Linked DNA regions of Homo sapiens: region 2 is linked to region 1. A link is an interaction called in ENCODE POLR2A ChIA-PET data of the cell type or tissue named here. Cell type or tissue: A673. All regions are shown on one strand.

Region 1 (2,500 bases):
TCAGAAAAGCCGGGTTTGGAAATCTCTGAATAGTAATTAGACTTTTTGGCAAATGAAATCTGAGAAAACTTTCAGCCACTCAGTTGAAACCATCTTTAGCTGTAATATCACAAAAAGGATCCTAGACTTGTAGGCAGATCTGTTAAAATCCCAGCTCTGCCACTTATAAGTTATGTGTTCGTGGGCAAATCATGTAATCTCTCCAAGCCTTTTTTTTTTTTTTTTTTTTTTGGTGAGACAGCGTTTCGTTCTTCTTGCCAAGCTGGAGTACAGTGGTGCGATCTCGGCTCACTGCAACCTCTGCCTCCGGGTTCAAGTGATTGTCCTGCCTCAGCCTCCTGAGTAGCTGGAATTACAGGCATGCACCACCATGCCTGGCTAATTTTTGTATTTTTAGTAGAGACGGGGTTTCTCCATGTCGGTCAGGCTTGTCTTGAACTCGCGACCTCAGGCGATCCGCCCATCTCGGCCTCCCAAAGTGCTGGGATTACAGGTGTGAGCCACTGCACCCGGCTTAGTCTTGGTTTCTAATACTTACCTTGCCTAGTTGATGTGAAGGGCCTTTAGGAGTTGTGATACAAATAACTATTAAGTCAGGGACAGTTGAGTACTTTTAGAAATATGTTAAAAGATGACTTTAGGATTTTGCTTGGACCTGACTTTGTAATTTGGGGAGCTCTTTTGGAAGTTGTACCCGAGTTGGTGTTTGCATGGTTTATTAACTAGCAGCTTCTCTGCCTAGCAGACTGGATCCTTTGTTCAGGGAGCCCCTGATTGCTTCCTGACACTTTGGGATTCTCTAGTTATTAGTGAGTGGTTTTCTGGAACTTAAGCTGGCTAACTAGGTTGCTCAGCGTCTAGATGGGACAGCCCCGGGCAGGGGCCCCAGAGGTTTGCTATAGAGTGAGATGGGTCCCTAGGAAGCCAGCCTCTGTCCCAGGAGTGGGAGGCCCACCTAGGACAGTGCCAGGGGAAGAATGAGGCTGGGGGAGGGACTGCGGAGAGCCAGAGTGCGTGAGAGCCAGCGCCGGGGCTGGGGGCCCTGTGTTTGCTCTGTGGCTGGCTCTGTTTATATCGCTCGCTATATTTAGCTTCTGAGTCATCAGCGTGGCAGACTAGAGGCTGAGTTCCCCACACACTCTGCACCTGACTGCTCTCTCTTCCAGGAGAAGGGCCTTGTAGTTCCGGAGAGTTCATTCCCTCCCCACCAAGGCCTGCCATGGGATGGAAATTGGCTTTTTTTTTTGGAAAGTGGGTGATGGGAGGAGGGGACTAAGGGAGACACAAAGAAAGAAGGTTAAAGAAAAATGACTGGTTTGCCTTTTGATCCATGTCTGGCAGCCAAGAGGTCATGTTCCATGACCAGAGCACACAATCAGTCCGTGTGTGAAGGGGAGGGTTCCATCCTTCCTCCTTGCCTGGTTTGCCTTGACCTGGTCCTGGACAGGACATGAACAGTCAGCTGAAAAGACCCCAAGTCGAGTGTCAGAACCTGGGGTTATTTTGCATAGCATAATACACACAACAGGCTTGTCCCCCGAACCCCCTCCCTCTCCCTTCTTTAACCAGGGCACACACCATTGTGCCCTTCTGAGCTCTGAAGAAGTTGCCCAGTAGTTTGATGGAGCTGTTCTCAGCTTGAAGGAAACTGAGTAAGGGTCTCAGTAGTTCCTCCCTCCAGGCTGTGGAGGTGCAAAACAAGGGTCTGGGGACATGGATGGTGCAGCACAGCTCTGTCCCCGAACCGTACCCCTCAACCCCCAGTGGCTGGAGCCAGTGTCTTCCAGTTGCGTTAGAGGAAGCCTTGCCATCTTCCACTGAGAGCTGGCTGGCTTCGGACTGCTCTTTTTTCCTTAGAGAAGCAATGGGCGTGGCCATGGTGGCTTCAATGTCCTGTTAACACTGCTGGCTGGGCTGAGGAAGCTCTTGGCAAGGAGTCTTTTTTTTCCTTTTCCGTTTTGCCACGTTGCTCGTTCCTCGGGCCTCTGGGTCAGAAGCAGTCTGAGGCAGTGGGCCCACTGGGTCCAAGGGGTTGCCCTCTGGGTTTCAGAATCCTTGGCTTACCCTGGCAGCCTAGAATCCTGAGCCCCATGGCCTGTGGCTGCTGTGGGCAGTCTCAAAGCAGAAAGTCAGGGATCTCCCAGGGATTTCGTGAGTCTGCCGGGAAGATGGTGCTCCCCAGGCCGGCCCTGTTGCAGAGCATATTGAGAGACGTGCTCTGCAAAGCCAGTGAGTCCCAGGTTTTCCTTGTGCTCCCCAGGGAAGGAGGAGCCTGCTCCTTGCAGCCCCCAGGCCCAGTGCTTCATGTATATTTTTCTTACGTAATCACCACAGCAACCTTGGACTTTTAGACTCCATTGCCACTGTGTTATAGGAAACTGAGGCTCAGAGAAGTGAGGTAACATGTCCAAGTCACACCGTAATTTGCTGAGCTAGGCGTCATACAGATTTGATGGATTCTGGAACCATGGTCCAATCGCCCCATACCTGCTGCCCAGCA
Region 2 (2,500 bases), 98 kb before region 1:
TGAGTATTAAAAAATTCTCAGAGGTCAATGCCTTCTTATTCCTAATTAAATCCCATGTAATCTAGAGTAGGTCCTTCTTTGGCTAGTTGAAAACAAAATGTACCTTTTCTTTTTCCCACAGAGATGAGAATTCACCATGTTGCCCAGGCTGGTCTTTTTTTCCCAAAGTGCTGGGATTACAGGTGTGAGCCACTGTGCCTGGCCCTAAAATGGACTTTCATTTTCCTTCTATATATCTGGTACAGACTAAGCTTTTCCCTTAGGAAACAGTTTTTATCTAGATACCTAGTTCCTTTTCTGGTTCATATTTGGCCACCCTCCTAGCCTATTTCTTTGCTGGAGTGGTTCTCCTTTTTTAAAAGCCTTACTCAACACCTTGCTTTGCAACCATCCCTCTCTTCTACCTAGACACACAAGTTCCATTTGAACCCAGAGCACTTTTGACAATCTTGGATGACACTAATTAGTGTAACAAATGAAGGCAATTTCAAACTTACTAACAGTCTGCTTTACCAAAGTTTGCTTCCAGGTTGTCACCTGGAACTCAGAAAAGATTGCTCCTCAAAGTATAAGTGATGGTTAAGTTTCCCAGCTAACCCCACAAACACCACATCCTGTTAAGAGAGCTGAGCTATATTAGTAGGTTATTCTGGATACGGATGTATAAAAGAAACATTACTTTCTCCTTACAGATCCTAATAAAAAATGTCTAAATGGAAGTGGACCCTCCCCTACCTCATTTTCTGTACCCTTCTTTATTCTCCTTCACCTTCTCATGCCTTAAGCCCCATATGCCTTACTTCCCTACTTTCCAGCCCATTCTGCCCTACCTCTTGCCTTCAAGTACTCCAGGCTCCAGAATCAGAACTGCTTCCTGTTTCCCAAAAATTCCCCATATCTCAATTTTTAAACCTTTTCCTTTAATTTAGAAATATAATGTCTTTAAAAAACAATACGAATATCTATAATCTAAATCACTGCAGTATGACCTACTATGTTAATCTAAATAAGCCCTTGGAGAAATTTCAGACAAAGTATCAAAGGTAAAGTGAAATATTTCAAGCAATAACATTAGGAAAAGTACTTAATAGGGATGCATGGAATGTACATATATGCATGTCAGGGATCATAGCTGCTTGCTTATTGTATTGGGGAATATAAATTGTTCATACAGTTCAGAACTTCTTCCTTTACTTCTAAACATACTCAGTGCCCCCACACCCCAAGGAGTTTTCATGGAAGGCAGCAATGGGAGTTTGGCTGATACACAGAAACAGTACAACCATAGAAGGCAGCAGTGGGATTTTGGCTGATACACAGAAAGAAACAGTACTACCATAGAAACATCATACAAAGGTACAAACTATAAGGTTAGTTTTCTTCAGACTTAATAGGTCAGCTCAACCTTCACACAACTAAGTTAAGTCCTCTTCACAAACTTGAATTACACACACCTTCCCTTTGCTCTTTTAATTTCTTCCGGAAAACTTCAGCCCGAATTTCTTCAAAGGAGAATTCCCCTACTCCTGCATAAATCTTCTCCTTACAATACATCATCTTCTCTTTCTTCTCCTCAGACGCTTGCTGATGGCTCTGAACCCTTTGTAGAGGATCTCCTTCTTCCTTTCCAGGCTTTCTGGTGCTTAGGATGTGGTTTATACTAGGTTCAATTTTACATGGTGTCCTAAAGAAGCAAAATTACTATTATTCATATGGGTCAAAATAAAAAAAATCAATAAGATTGATAAAAGAAGCTAAAAATAATTTACAAGGGCCATCAATAATTATGTTCTGCAAATCTGGAGGCCTTACATTACCTGACTTCAAACTATGCTGTAAGGCCATAGTCACCAAAACAGCATAATACTGGTATAAAAACAGGCATATAGATCAATGGAACAGAATAGAGAGCCCAGAAATAAAGCCAAATACTCACAGTCAACTGATCTTTGACAAAGCAAACAAAAGCGTAAAGTGGGGAAAGATACTCTATTCAACAAATGGTGCTGGGATAATTGGCAAGTCACAAGTAGGAGAATGAAACTAGATCCTCCTCTCTCACCTTATACAAAAAATCAACTCAAGGTGGATCAAAGACTTAATTAAATCTAAGATCTGAAACCATAAAAATTCTAGACGATAACACTGGAAAAACCCTCCTAGACATTGGCTTCGGTAAAGACTTCATGACCAAGAACCCAAAAGCAAACGCAACAAAAACAAAGATAATTAGATGGGGCTAAACTAAACTAAAAAGCTTCTGCACAGCAAAAGGAATAATCAGCAGAGTAAACAGACAACCCACAGAGTGGGAGAAAATCTTCACGATCTATGCATCCGACAAAGGACTAATATCCAGAATCTACCAGGAACTCAAACAAATCAGCAAGAAAAAAACAAACAATCCTATCAAAAAGTGGGCTAAGGACATGAATAGACAATTTTCAAAAGATAAACAAATGGCCAACGAGCATATGAAAAAATGTTCAGCATCACTAAT

The links. Peaks named below come from ENCODE experiments on the same cell type or tissue, not always from the same donor. Only the 100,000 strongest peaks of a DNase experiment are listed, where the experiment ranks them.
Region 2: POLR2A ChIA-PET joins it to region 1 with 10 read pairs; 12 of 35 experiments call an interaction of 5 or more read pairs at or near these places.

The regions. Positions count from the first base shown.
Region 1 is chr15:40,097,512-40,100,011 of GRCh38, reverse strand. All of the region lies in intron 4 of BMF (Bcl2 modifying factor), which reads left to right. Among named protein-coding and RNA genes, the nearest start is that of BMF, 10 kb to the left of the region's middle. RefSeq lists enhancers at 857-1,426, 2,073-2,500 and a silencer at 1,827-1,876. In A673, no CTCF peak of the experiment used is centred here; a DNase peak (open chromatin) is centred at 1,091; H3K27ac peaks cover 2,321 bases.
Region 2 is chr15:40,195,729-40,198,228 of GRCh38, reverse strand. It overlaps BUB1B (BUB1 mitotic checkpoint serine/threonine kinase B), which reads right to left. Exons shown (of 23, transcript NM_001211.6): 9 at 1,455-1,684. All of the region lies in intron 1 of LOC107984763 (a long non-coding RNA gene), which reads left to right. Among named protein-coding and RNA genes, the nearest start is that of BUB1B-PAK6, 20 kb to the left of the region's middle. In A673, no CTCF peak of the experiment used is centred here; no DNase peak of the experiment used is centred here.